5 separate regions of the Homo sapiens genome follow, and all the other regions are linked to region 2. The links are chromatin contacts, found by Hi-C or POLR2A ChIA-PET in ENCODE. All regions are on one chromosome and are shown on one strand. The core of a region is the stretch at or near the end of the contact, and the rest is flanking DNA. Distances in the headings are between cores, read along the strand shown.

Evidence for each region. A loop is a pair of places that touch in the nucleus more often than their neighbours do. ChIA-PET counts read pairs that join two places held with the same protein, here RNA polymerase II (POLR2A). Pooled maps may share reads with other maps.
Region 1: a loop to region 2 is called in a map with no recorded cell type, with 12 times the contacts of the local background. The contact joins the enhancer-like site here to the promoter of HELZ in region 2. A Hi-C loop is called at or near these places in 1 of 168 maps with a recorded cell type or tissue (Caco-2), 21 of 37 single-sample maps with no recorded cell type and 6 of 50 pooled maps.
Region 3: a pooled map shows a loop between it and region 2 (5-fold over the local background). The contact joins the promoter of C17orf58 here to the promoter of HELZ in region 2. A Hi-C loop is called at or near these places in 4 of 50 pooled maps. POLR2A ChIA-PET finds 5 or more read pairs at or near these places in 2 of 52 experiments (HEK293 and OCI-LY7).
Region 4: a loop to region 2 is called in a pooled map, with 17 times the contacts of the local background. The contact joins the enhancer-like site here to the promoter of HELZ in region 2. A Hi-C loop is called at or near these places in 4 of 37 single-sample maps with no recorded cell type and 4 of 50 pooled maps.
Region 5: a map of naive thymus-derived CD4-positive, alpha-beta T cell shows a loop between it and region 2 (5-fold over the local background). The contact joins the promoter of KPNA2 here to the promoter of HELZ in region 2. A Hi-C loop is called at or near these places in 2 of 168 maps with a recorded cell type or tissue (CD8-positive, alpha-beta T cell and naive thymus-derived CD4-positive, alpha-beta T cell) and 6 of 50 pooled maps.

Annotation. Positions count from the first base shown.
Region 1 is chr17:66,710,529-66,713,343 of GRCh38, reverse strand. The region is part of intron 8 of PRKCA (protein kinase C alpha); the gene reads right to left. Among named protein-coding and RNA genes, the nearest start is that of MIR634, 75 kb to the left of the region's middle. Within about 2 kb of position 1,308, at least 9 of the 41 ENCODE cell types and tissues checked have a DNase peak (open chromatin) inside an H3K27ac peak, as active enhancers do.
Region 2 is chr17:67,243,933-67,246,643 of GRCh38, reverse strand. HELZ (helicase with zinc finger) reads left to right here and starts at 1,448. Exons shown (of 33, transcript NM_014877.4): 1 at 1,448-1,496. HELZ-AS1 (HELZ antisense RNA 1) reads right to left here and starts at 1,868. Exons shown (of 4, transcript NR_136398.1): 1 at 1,436-1,868. RefSeq lists silencers at 431-630, 641-730, 1,281-1,770, 1,871-1,920 and enhancers at 250-1,236, 1,237-2,224.
Region 3 is chr17:67,995,065-67,997,764 of GRCh38, reverse strand. C17orf58 (chromosome 17 open reading frame 58) reads left to right here and starts at 1,296. Exons shown (of 4, transcript NM_001382359.1): 1 at 1,296-1,642. The coding sequence starts at 1,567. RefSeq lists a silencer at 1,977-2,066.
Region 4 is chr17:66,540,682-66,543,381 of GRCh38, reverse strand. All of the region lies in intron 3 of PRKCA (protein kinase C alpha), which reads right to left. Among named protein-coding and RNA genes, the nearest start is that of PRKCA-AS1, 130 kb to the right of the region's middle. RefSeq lists a silencer at 902-951. Within about 2 kb of position 1,366, at least 9 of the 41 ENCODE cell types and tissues checked have a DNase peak (open chromatin) inside an H3K27ac peak, as active enhancers do.
Region 5 is chr17:68,034,326-68,037,025 of GRCh38, reverse strand. It overlaps KPNA2 (karyopherin subunit alpha 2), which reads right to left and starts at 1,291. Exons shown (of 11, transcript NM_002266.4): 1 at 1,186-1,291. RefSeq lists enhancers at 759-978, 998-1,545 and a silencer at 1,509-1,558.

The DNA.
Region 1 (2,815 bases), core at 59-2,558, 530 kb after region 2:
ATGCGGTGGCTCACGACTGTAATCCCAGTACTTTGGGAGGCCGAGGCAGGCAGATCACAAGGTCAGGACTTCAAGACCAGCCTGGTGAATATGGTGAAACCCCTTCTTTACAAAAAGTAAAAAAATTGGCCGGGCATGGTGGCGCGTGCCTGTAGTCCCAGCTACTCGGTAGACTGAGGCAGGAGAATTGCTTGAACCCGGGAGGTGGAGGTTGCAATGAGCCAAGATTGCACCATTGCGCTCCAGCCTGGGCAACAGAGTGAGACTCCATCTCAAAAAAAAAAAAAAAAAAAAGGACAACAAAGGGTTCACTTTAACTTGGCAATGGCTTCTTGGAAACCAGCAATGCACAGTGACACCTCCATTAGGGAAAACTCTGTAATTCATAATTCCTGGGGATGGAAGGCAGAGAAAAGGCTGAGTAATGACTGCAGCAAACACAAATCTAGCCAGGCACTGTTCTAGGCACCTTCCATACTTACTCATTTAATCCTCCCAACATCCCTAGGAGGTTGGTCCTTTTACCATTTCCATTTTAGACTTGGAGAAACTGAGGCAAGAGAGATGAGCTGCATGGCTCCAGGCTATACAGCTATGAAATATTGGAGCTGGGATTTGAACCCTTGAACCCAGGCAGTGTGGCACTTCCTCGCCACACCCTGCTGCCTTCTTGGAATGACGAGGTGACAGCCACGTTGCCCAGCAGGTGGGAGAAGAGGGACAGTCTTTAAGGAGAAGGGGACAGGGACAGCCCTTCATTAGAGCTAGGAGGAGCCAGGCAAGAACCCAGGGAGGTGAAAGCCTCACCCTAACTCTTTCTTCTTATTTTTCTCCCCTCTCATTACTTCCCTTTTCAGCCACATCTGAGTTTTTTACACCAGCACCCAGCTTTCCGACATGCTGGGAAACTAAGCTCTGTGATTCAGATGTTTCTTTGGAATAACAAAGTTTTCAACATAATAAAAAGGACACAAACAGCACTCAGGCACGTCAGGCCACACAAGTGGGAGAGGTTTGGGTCCCAAATAGGGTTCCAGGACCCAAGTACGAGTTCCTTCCATCAGAATGGAGGTGTTCCTCTGAAGTAGCAGGGGGTGCAATGAGAGGGGTTTACTTGGTTTTTAAACAGGAACTGTTTCCACCTCCTGGAGTGATCAAGAGGTGCCTCTTTCCTCTGAGAATGCTGGAGGGTTTTACTCCACAGGAAGAAGTTGCACAGAGGCTCAGTGTATTCAGGTGTGGCCAGCCTCTGGAGATGTGTATCCAAAGTCAACACCCTGCATTGAATCATGGGACAGGGTTTTCAAACACAGACAAGGGCGGGGTGGAGGGGGGGCAGTAACAACAGAAGCCTTGAAAGGCAGTTTTCACACACAGTATTTACCACACTCTGCAAGACTTAGGAAACCTCAAGGAATATTTTTTTTCTTTCTCATTTCCAGTATCTCTAGGTCACAAATCTCCTGTGGTTCCTCTAACAGGCACATCTGCAGGGTGAGATACAAGTTCTAGAGATGAGAAACTCTAAAAACATTATTTATTAGATGCTGTCTTTAGGACAGTGTTTTTGAGAGAGCATTAGATGTGGATTCCAGCTTGGGGTCGGGGAGTAGGGTTTCTCCCCTTGCAAATCCTCCACCCGAGCATTTGAGGGTTTAAATTTTCCAGTTTGATCTAATGCGAACATAAAAGCACTGCGACAATCTTGGGCTGATTTTAATTACGAACACAGGCAATACGCTGAGAGCACAGCTGGTGTGTGGCCCTAACCAGCTTCCCAGAAGAGAGTGGCGCTATCAGAAATGACAATAATAGACCAGGTTTTTAAAACCATTTACATGCAAGTTGCAAAATTCCCCTCCATAGTTTGGGGATAGAATGGTTGATTAGATTGCAACGATTGAGTTGGGAAAACATTAAAAAATGAGAAAAAATGAAATAAGAGTGAGAAGGATTAAGTCAGGCATTAAGAACATCAGAACAATTACAGGATTTCAGCCTATGATATATTACACTACATCATCCATATGAACACACTCATGTAGTGTAAATACACCATACTGATTGCATGCTAATGCAGATGTATGCCTATAAAACTTAAAATGAATCTTAACTCATATGTGATTGAAAGATATTAACAGAAAGAAAGGAAAATGAGCTGTCCATTTAAAGATGCACTCTTTCTGTTCATTGGATGGATGCTTTCAATACAGACTTGAACTTTAATCACTGATAGGAGGTTTTGATATTTGCTTGGTAAAATTTTATTTATTTATTTATTTATTTTATTTATTTATTTTTGAGATGGAGTCTTACTCTGTCACCCAGACTGGAGTGCAATGGTGCGATCTCGGCTCACTGCAACCTCCGCCTCCCGGGTTCAAGTGATTCTCCTACCTCAGCCTCCCGAGTAGCTGGGATTACGGGCACCTGCCATCATGACTGGCTAATTTTTGTATTTTTTTTTTTGTTTTTTGGTAGAGACGGGGTTTCACCATGTTGGGCAGGCTGGTCTTGAACTCCTGACCTCGGGTGATCCACCTGCCTCGGCCTCCCAAAGTGCTGGGATTACAGGTGTGAGCCACCGTGCCCAGCAGGTAAAATTTTAAACTAACCTAATCTGAAGAGGAGGGGAGACTGGTCTATTCTCTGGGTGATTAAGACATGGCATTTTTTTTCATGGGAGGGCCGTGGCTGCTTGGAAGGGAGCACACAGACTAAGACACAAGTAGGTGTGAGATTCAAGCTACCAGAACACGCGGTGCATCCTTAAGGGTGGAGAGCATGGCTGCAGGCTGAGGCCCGGGAGCCACAA
Region 2 (2,711 bases), core at 199-2,698:
GGAGGAGCGTAAAATCCTCGGGTAGATCCAAGGCCCCAGGCCCTCCCCGTGCACCGAAAGAGGGTTTTAATGCCAGTGCTTCTGCGGTCTTCTAAAGGTAGAGCCGTTCAACAGCATTTTGTACCGAATACAATTCGCAAGCATTCCTGTCTTGGAGAATTTTCTTTTGGGTATCTCCTTGTTGTAAAAACTTGCTTGGAAAAAAAAAAAAGCAACTGGAGCAGGCCTCCAAAGACAGCAAAGCAGGGACCAGAGGCTCTGCGGAGAGCGCGGGAGGAGGCTGACCAAGGGGCCTCCGTTGCTGGGGGGACCTGGGCGGCTGGACGCCGGGGTCAGTACGCTGCTCGCCCCGCGCAGCCGAAAGCGGGCGTGGTGTCGCGGGGAGAGGATGCCCGGCAGCAGTGTGGCCGGCGGGCTGGGGGTACTCGCCCGGGTCAGAGACCTCAGCCCGCGCCAAGGCGCCCCACACTTTCCAGCGCAGCGGGTCGCAGCCCGGAGACGCCGGGCGTCCCCACCTCCAGCCTCCCGAGCTGCAGCGGCGCCCGCGGTTCTCCCCCGACCCGCCAGGTGGACCCGGACTGGCGCACCCTGCTTTCCGCCCGGGACCCTCCCCCGAGCCCTGGCTGCCTCCGCGCCCCGCCCCGCCCGGAGCCCGCAGCCGGCGCCCCGGATTACCTGCCCCGGAGTCACAGTCCGCAGCCCGGACGCTCCCAGGGTGGCTCCGCGGAGCCTGGAGCCACATTCCTAGGGGAGGGGTCCCCACCTAGAGGGTCGCGGATCACGTTACCCGCCCGGAGGAGGAGACCGCGGGACACAGAGTAAACAAGGGGTAAAAAGTTGCATTTGGCTCAATTTTTTTTTTTAAATCGTGCTTCGACGCTGGTGGACTCGGGGACACGGCGTCCTCCCAGTTCCCGGAGCCCAACGGCCCCGGGGCGGTTTCCCAGGGCAGAGGCACCTCTCCGGGCGGCGGGTGCGGAGCTGGTCTGCGCGGCCTCTGAAGGCGACCCCGGCCGCTCGCGGGCTTCCTGGAAGCGCGGCCGCAGGAGCAGAAACGCTCACATCCACGCGCACAAATAAATCCGCGAGCAGCTCCGCGCCGCGCCGCGGGCGGCAAGGAAACCTCGGGTTGATTCAATGCAGACGCGGGGCGTCTGCCCGGGCAGGAACGCGGCGAGGCGAGAGGACCGGGCGTGGGGGCAGGGAGGCCGGGGCAGGAGAAAGGGAGAAAACCCCAAAGCCACGTTTTAAAAATGCGGGTGAATTTTCAATGCCGTCAGCCCGGGGGAGGGGAAGGGGCCAGCTGCGGGCGCCGGGGTCGGCAGTCCACCCGGGGCAACTTTCCGGGCGGGAGGCGCGGCCGGAGGGGGCGGCGCCGGCGGCGGGAGGCGGGAGTCGGGGGCCGGGGGGAGTCACTTTAAAGGCTCTTTCTTACCCATAATGCTTTGTGGGGACGTTGACAAGTGGATCCAAGATGGCGTAGAAAGTAATGACAGGTAAGTCCTGACTTCCCCCTTCTCTGCTCCTGGGGCCGCTCCGCGAGCTCCCGGAGCTCTCCGGGGAGGGGACCCGACTCCCCTCCGGTGTCCCGGACCCCGGGCGCGGCGGCCCCGGGGCAGGCTGGGGGCCTGGGCGGCCCGCGGCTGGGCCTGGGAAGCGCGGCTCTTCGAGGCGAGGCCCGGACGCTGGGGCTGTTTACAGCTTCTTCCCCTACTTAGTCCCCTTCCCCTCCGCTGGGGCCCGCAGCGTCCTGGGCCCTGGCAGGAGAGGGGGCCTTGCACGCCTGGCCCGGGAGCCTGCGGGAGGTTTCTCCGGCCCAGAGCACTCTGGGAGGGGGACTCGAGCCTCCCGGCACGTTCCCCTCCTCCGGGTCGCGGCTGGGGGTGGGGAGCGTGCGGGCCTCCCACGCCCCGCTCGATGCCCCCCCTCAGGCCTCGGACTTCCACCGGGTGGGGTGGGGGCTGGAGCGGGGGCGTGGGGAAAAGTGGGTCAGGCGTGCGCCCCCTCCCTCCCCCGCGGAGGGCTCTCGGCCCGAGATTCACTTTCTTCCCCCCTTTCCCCGCCCCCTCCTCGGAAATGCTCTTTGGCCCACAAGCACATCAACAAAAATAAAGATAGGCTCTCTTTTCCTGGAGATTCCTTGAGAGTACTCCAGTACCCTTTTCAAGGGCTCACAGACTGCAGTCTTACCTAGGGAACTTCGATTCCTCTCCCCTAAATTATTGGAGCCTTCTGCACCCTCGCCTTTGCTGAGAAATCTTCAGACAGGGCTGGAAGCCAGGGTCCTCTGATTGTTCTTGGATCGGGATCCTCAGGTTTTGTTTGCAGTTCAAAAATTGTCATTCCTTCTCCCTCACAACTTAACACTTCTCAGGCAAATCATTAATATAATAAAAAGTGTAACTTCAGAGACAGTGGATTCCTGGAGCGGGGGAAGGAGGGAGGAGTTGTCTGTCTTGCCTAGTTTGTTCTTAATTTTGCTCTCTCTTAAACTCATATTAATGAAATTTCCTCTCCTTCATTTCTTTATGTTTTTGAAAGTAAGGTCAGTCTGTGTTGAAAAAGATGATTTTATTATGTTTTTGAGTTTTAAGAGCATTGTATAATCTATTCTTTTACCTTACTGAAAGGAAATGTTTTAAGGTCAAAAACCAGACTCATTTGCAAAGCTGCACACTGTACCATTTTTGTAACTTTTTCCATTTTAAATG
Region 3 (2,700 bases), core at 47-2,546, 750 kb before region 2:
CCCAAAGTGCTGGGATTACAGGCGTGAGCCACCACACCTGGCCCTGCTCTCCTTCTTCTTCTTCTTCGTTCTCCTCCTCCTCCTCTTTTTTTTTTTCTTTTTGAGACAAAAGTCTCACTCTATCACCCAGGCTGGAGTGCAATGGCATAGTCTCAGCTCACTGCAACCTTTGCCTCCCAGGTTCAAGCGATTCTCCTGCCTCAGCCTCCTGAGTAGCTGGGACTACAGGTGTGTGCCACCACACCCTGCTAACTTTTTTGTAATTTTAGTAGAGACAGGGTTGCACTAATTTGGCCAGGCTGGTCTTGAACTCCTGACCTCGTGATCCGCCTGCCTTGGCCTCCCAAAATGCTGGGATTACAGGCGTGAGCCACTGTGCCTGGCTCCTCCTCTTTCTTTTCTTTCTTCTTCTTCTTCTTCTTCTTTTTTTTTTTTTTTTTTTTTTGAGACAGGGCCTCTCTCTGTCACCCAGGCTGGAGTGCAGTGGCACAATCTCGGCTCACTGCAACCTCCACCTCCTAGGCTCAAGTGATCCTCCCACCTCAGCCTCCCAAGTGGCTGGGACCACAGATGCGAGCCACCATGCCTGGCTAATTTTTGTATTTTTTGTAGAGACAGGTTCTCTCCATGTTGCTCAGGCTGGTCTTGAACTCCTGAGCTCAAGAGATCCTCCTGTCTCGGGCTCCCAAAGTACTGGGATTACAGGCATGAACCACCCTGCCTGGCCTCAACAGGCAACATTCTGATTAATAATTAGACCTCTGGGCCCGGCGTGGTGGCTCATGCTGTAATCCCAGCACTTTGGGAGGCCAAGGTGGGTGGATCACTTGAGGTCAGGAGTTTGAGACCAGCCTGGCCAACACGGTGAAATCCCGTCTCTGCTAAAAATACAAAAATTAGCCTCGCATGGTGGCATATGCCTGTAATCCCAGCTACTTGAGAGGCTGAGGCACGAGAATCGCTTTAGTCCGGGAGGCAGAGGTTACAATGAGCTGTGATATATAATGAAACAGTTTTACTAAGGAAGCAGTGACTTGGTTTCTCTAGAAATTGCCTAACACACACATTCCAGGATACATTCTCTGTCATCTGGAATCTCCCTTCCACAAACCCACGCTGTCTTAAGCACTATTTTCCTATTTGTTGTTGACCTAATCTAGAAAAAAGCTCCCGTCACTCGTTCTCCCCCACCCAGTCCCTCAGTCCCGAAACACGCTTATTCTCTGCACTTGTCACCCCACCCTTTGCTGCCCCCACCCCAGCGCGCAAACGCACACAGGTTTAAAGTTTAGGCTGTGATGCTCTCCTCGCCCGCAGATCACAGGACAGACATTCCCGGGGACAACTTTGCAAGGCCATGTGCTCGTCCTCCTTAGGAAGGAAGAGGGAGAAATCCCTGCGGCTCGGTTTTGTTCCAATGGTCTGCTCAGCGAGTGATTCCCGTTTCCCCAAAGGCTGCCCCTCATTAGCATGAACGGGGGTGGGGGTGTGGAGAAGGGGTTGGGGGAGAGAAAGCAAGCAAAAGACCAGGCTCACTTTTAGAGCCTGGGAACCCTGTCTGCAAAAATGACAGCTAGAGCTTTCTGGCTCCTCTGTTTGATCGTCGGATCATCCCCCGAAGCACCGGTGGCGGAGAGAAAAAGTAAGATTGGTGTAGTGCGGGGCCCTGGGAGCGGAGCGGGGATCTGTGGGGGGGAGCTGGGAAGGAGGCTCAGTGAAACGTGGGACGAGGAGGGGGGTCAGAGCTCGCAAGAGAGGACACCCCGGGTCTGCGTTCGTCTTATAAAGGAGCAAAGTGTGTCCCCAAGGTTTCGTGTCTCTTGGCAGCCTTTTCGGAAAGAAGCCAATTTAGCTACTGAAATGATCCCGAGCAAGCCGGGCAGGCTGGGGAAAACTTTGCATGTTAAGTAGTTGCTCCATCACGGAGGAGGGAAAGTGTCAAAAGGGGTCGTGGCGCGCCTTTCGGGAGCCGTGCCCGGGCCGGGCTCGCAGGACGCCGCGGGGTCCGCCCCCCTCGACTGGGTGAGCAGGGGCTGCGGGGGGCGCTGTGGAGGGCTGGGGGGAAGCGGGGCCGAAATCCGGCAGCCCCGGGCACTTTGCTCTCCCCGCAGCCCCAGCGCACAACCTTGGGACACCTGAGCCGGGGTTTAACTAACACGCACACACTCTTATACTTCATGCACGAAATGAAATTAAGTTACTCAGCCCGTGAAGAAATGAGGGGTTCTCTGGGGGATCGTGTTTTTGTTTTGCTTTTATTTGGATGTTCTGTCGGCTTCGCTATCTCTGGGAAAAACAGTTTCCGTACCTCACAGGGCAATTTACTCTGGGTTATTTTTCCACATGGAAATTGAATGACTTCAGTGGCATTTAACCCAAATATCAGACAATCTTTCCCATGACAACAGATGGTTATATCAATGGGGAAGCAGTTGTGAGGTCAACAGTTGACAGTCAGGAATTGGATATCCACCAGAACTTTATTCAGCTGTGCATGGCACAACCGTTTAACAACATAATGAGTCAGAATCAACCTCTTTGCAAAAACATGAACTCTAACCAGCTATTATTGCTGGGTGAAAGCTGATTTTAAAGCAGATTATCGATTTGGCAAGACTGATCAACTTTAAATGAAGTGTTGCCAGAGCTGCAAATGGGCAGATCCATCTCTTTAATGCAAGGGGAGAGAAAAATAAAGGC
Region 4 (2,700 bases), core at 117-2,616, 700 kb after region 2:
AGTATCTCATTATATAAATAATAAAATGACTAGGGTTTTGGTGAGAAGGAAGAGAGAAGAGCCACATGGTATTCAAAGAATGCCAGGAAACCACAAATACTGCATTCTTTTGAACATTAAATATACTTGAACTATAATGGAAACTCTCCCAGACTTACATTTTATATAAATACACTAAGCTCCATTCACTGTGAAGAAAACTGTCGTCATACGGAAGAAAATAAGTTGATTATTTATCAGGCAAAATTTATAACACAAAGTGCTAAATCAGGCACATTGCATTAAACATTATACTGACTATAAACAAGGATAGAAATTACGGAAGTGCATAGCTTTGGAAATTGAGTGAAAATAACAGCATAATTCAACTTTAATTGGATGCCTATAGATGAAACAATAATTGACTCTTAACTGTAACTCCAAGATATTTTATGACTATAACATTTTCTAAGTAATCTACTTGAAAAATACCTCATTGACTCATCAAATCCTATCTTTAAAATGTTACCCTCGTTCCAAGAAAATCACATGCATACACTAGAATGAAATGACTTGTCAAATATAATTTGAATCCAGTAAAACAAAAAAAGCATTAATCTGTACTTTCTCATTAATAGCAAGATAATTTTCCAAGTGAAACACACACAATACAATACACATTTGTTGAGACTCCCCAATGGCTCCCACTTGTCTTTCCAACCTTCATATCCTTCCACAGGCCTTTGCAGAGGAATCCCTTCCGACTATCAGTCTCTGAAGAATTCTCACACTTCCTGACACCACACCTCTACTCAGGGTGCTCTGCCCTCCCTACTTGGGACTATTGTGTCTCCTCACCCAAGTCTTATTGGAACATCTTTCCAGGTCCTTCATAACTGCTCTATTTCCCAAGAAGCCTTCTTGGGGCAGAAATAATCCCTCCTTGCTCTCACCCCCATGGTACTCAGCACCTGGTACTCTCATGTGCGACTTCTATGCTCTGGGTTTTCTCACAGCACACATGGCTTACTAACTGCCTATCTCCCAACCACACACAGGAAGCTCTTAAGGCCAAGTAGCACCACTGTATGTCCACAGAAACTAGCACAAAGACTGTGCACATACAAATTAATTGCAAACCACATCGTGAAAATCCTAAGCATAAAGAAAGAAAAAGGTCATATTTTAATCACCATCTAATACAGAACAGTTTCTTAAGGCCTCTCTGTAATAATTTTAAAGTTAAGGGGAAAATGCTTGGCTCAGTCCACTCCGTATAAACTCCTTAAACATTAACTAGTAATTTTAAAAGCATGAAATGACTTTCTCCCCTGGGGCTTTATATAGAACCATAATAACCGCAACACGAGCTTCAGGACTCTGCAATTGCCTGATACTAAAGTCCCACTGTGAGATTCCACGTGGTGGCTTGTTATCAGCCTTACATAGAACAAATGTGGTCAGCCAAAAATTTACTGTGGGGCTCAAAAACATTTTAGGGGCTCATACAAGCTTAGGGCCTTGACATTTAAGTGATAACTGAGAGGCATGCACTGATAGAAAATCCTCAGAGACTCAGAAGAGTTTTAAACAATGCAGTTGTACATTTTTATAGGGCACATGTTCTGAAACCTCAAAAATAGATATGTAAATGTCATCTGAAGCTGTGTCATTTTTACTTAATTTTTGGCATAACCTGTCGCCTCAAAAAGTCTTTGTGGCTTGTGTATGGCAGGCAAACGGTGTCAGATGCACTTCCAAAGTGCCATGAGGCGTGGACTGGACGTCAGCTCTGCTTTGCACGTGCAATTCCTGCCTGCAGAACTGCAGCTAGCATCTGCTGCCTCTGGCATCTGCTGCCTCTGGATGAGCCTCTATTTGGAAAGTGGGAATTATTTTTTCTTCCACATCCAAGACCAGCAGAGTAGCTTTCAATCCCAGTCAACTGCTCTTTGCCGCAGAAATCAATATAAGCAACAGAGGAAAAAAACAATAAAGGGGCTAAGCCTCCAAAATCTTGCATTTTCCCTTGGCTCGGGCAAAGGTCCCCTCATTTCTTTCAAGAACACCAGAGGCAAGAGTTTGAGGTGGGGGCCGCAGGAGCACGTACCACAAGACCTTCTTACTGAGCCACAATCTGCAGCTAACTCTTGGTCAATCTGTGCAGTGGAGAAGCGGCACACAACATATCAAAATCTAGTTAAAAAATAAAACAAAACCCCTCATGGTCACATCTTTGTTCAAACTATCTTACTAGAGCTCGTGCTTCCAAAGAATCAGATAGACTCATTTGAGAGTCTACTCTAAATCTTGCCCTCCCCTGTAGCTGGAATGGTCCCTAAACAGCTCTGAGATGGCCAGAGAATACCAGTGGAAACAGCTAGTAACAGCCACTTCCTACCTCTGTAGGGTTCTACCAAATACTTGCACATACCTTGTCTTATTTGGTCATTTTCCACAGTGTGGGATACCATAGGTGTGACCATTTTCTCAGCTGAGAAAAGGGAGGCTCAGGGAGTGCACAGAGAAATATACAACGGAATAGGTCCAGGAAGTGCCAGATCTCGAGGTCAAACCATGATACTAATAATTACCCTCGACTGCCTCTGTTGTAAGCCACCATATTCAATCTTTTGATAGACAGAGAAATGGGAGACTCAAACAAGTGACAGAGACAGAACCGGGGGTTTCACACAAGGTCTCACAGAGCCTACAGCCTGA
Region 5 (2,700 bases), core at 42-2,541, 790 kb before region 2:
CATCTACTGAATCCACACCTGTATACTAGAGGGGGGATCATCATGTTTTCGGCACTATGAAATAGCTTTACCCAAAGGGGAAGTGTCCCCCTTCCCTCTAAAGGGCTGAGACTTCCTGGAGAGGGCTCTCCATCAGAAATAGAATGCAAGCTATATAAATTGAAACTTCCTAGTAGCCATATTTTTAAAAAGGAGAAAAGAAACAAGTGAAACTAATTTTAATAATGTATTTTACTTAACCCAACATATCCAAATAGTATTTCAACGTGTTATCAATATATAAAATAACTGACATCTTCTACATTCTTTTTCCATACTCCATCTTTGAAATCTTTTGTGTACTTTAAGCTTACAGCGTATTTCAATTTGGACTAGCCACATGTATCCACCGTTTCTGACAGCCTAGTTCGATACTCCAGAGTCCCTAATAGTTAATTCAAGACAAAGTAGGGGAACCAAGTCAACTTACAGCTAAAAATTATGTGCCAGGGCAATAAATTCAGATCCTCAGGAGGCTCTCCCTATTTTACTGTCTTTACTTGGCCAAAATAGGTGCAGACTCGAAAATTAAATAAAAATTTGCTTCATCATTACATTATGGTCAACATTAAAAATGCAGTGCCGCATCTCGCATATTTGATTTGCATTTCCAGAGACTAGGAGTGAATGCGCTTAATTAGGATGACATCAGCTGTGCGTCATTCAGAAGATGACAAAAGTCAAAGCCCTCCTTACAATTTGCTATCTTTGCTTTCATTACGCTCGCCTACGACTTGGTGGCAGAGCCACCCCCGGGGCCTAGGTGTCAGAGACGGTGCTCCCAACTGCCACCCCCAGCCCCTGCCCCCACGCCGGGGAAGATGCAACGAGAAAGGAGGAGGCGAAACCAGGGCCGCCACAAGTCCTCCCGGGACATTCGCCCTCAAGCCTGGCTCGCTCCGATTCTCCCGGCCGCGACGCGTTAAGGCCTCCGCTGCCGTTTGCAGAGCGTCGGCGCCCTAAACCCGCAGACCCCGCGAAACTCAGCCGCCTGGTCAATGAACGTCGCCCCCGAGGCCTAGTCAACGCGGGAGGCAGAGCCAGGCTCGGCGTGGACCCGGGGCCTCCCTCCCCCAACCCAAAAGGCGAACGCCGCCCACGGGCAAGCCGTTAGCGCTCGGGCCGGGCCGCCGCCTGAGTCTGTACCTGCGAAGCGGGCCTGGGCTTCCACGGGAGGCGATGCGGGGGGAATCAGCGGCTGTAGGGCGACTGCGTTCAAAGGGTCCACCTCGACTCAGCTCAAAGACCGTGTGGCTCGTGCAGCCGGCCGGCGCGATTTAAATTTCCCGGTGACTCCGCATTCCGATTGGCTGGTTCGAGCCTAAGCTGTGTGCCCATTGGTGGATTTGAAAAACACGTTGGGAGGGGAGGGAGTCATAGGGCTTGGGGGCGAGTGGGAGGGGGGAAAGAAAAAAAAAAAAAGAGGATGGCATCGCGAGATGAGGGAGCGGCCGGGCGGTGAGGGAGCGGCCGGGCGGTGAGGGAGCGGCCGGGCGGTGAGGGAGCGGCCGGGCGGTGAGGGAGCGGCCGGGCGGTCCCTGAGCGCCTGGCGGGGCGGAGCGGGAGGACTCCAGATCCCGTCAAGCAGCGCGAAGGGGCGGTTCCCTGGGCCGTTCGTGTTTCCATAGGGTTGAAGCGTGCATGGTCCTTGGGCGTTTTCCTGGGCGACAGCCTTAAACAAATACCACAAAATGATTCTCTAAGTCATTATTTTAAAAACTTTGTTGTTGATCTTCATGAAAATAAAAAAATTCTAATTAGTAAATAAGTAATCTTTATAGAAAAACATATTGCTTTGCATTTTTTTCCTATTATGACACCCAAAGTACTCGGCGGGGGTTTCTGGCTACTATGGGAGGGAAGATTTGTGTTATATTTTTTAGTTTAGTTTTTTTTTAATTGCATCATAAAAGACTGTATAGAAGCCGCAAATATGGAAACAAAAGGTTTCTTATGCCTGTTTCTCCAAAAACTCAAGTTTTTTATTTTTAAATAATTTCAAATGCAGCAGAATTGCAAATCTTTATCCAGATTTGCCAAATCTTAACATTTTGCCACATTTGCTATTGCTTTCTCTATACATATATATGTATACATATGCACGCGTGTACATATGTGTGATTTTAATATGTTACTTTAAGAGAAAGTTTCAGAATCATGTCCTTTTTCCTCTGTTTCACGGTGTCTCTCCTAAGAAAAGACATTCTCTTATATAACCACACTGCAGTCATCAAATTCAGAAAAACTGAAATTTCATGCTGTTGTTTAGTATGTAGTGTGTGTTCAAGTTTTTTCAATTGTTATAGTAACATTCTATGCTCATTACACATTTCTGAATTTTGCATTTTTTGCCATATGCTCAAACGAACAAACAAAACAAAGATGGTCAACAGAGCATCAGGATTCTGGGCCATTTTTGTTTCTGCAATTTTTTTGTGTTCTAAAAGATTACATTTTAGAAAAGTTTTCATGGTTTATTTCTTACTATAAATAAATTCAAACAGCAAGTTTGTCCATTTTTGCAGGCATTAATGCCAGCCTCATTCATCGTAAAGCCAGAGTTCATAAAGGGTTGGACCTACTCTTAATCAGCATAATCCCATCCCCCTAAATGCAAGAATGTGGAAGGAATTCACCCCTAAACCAATCACTGTGTGGCAT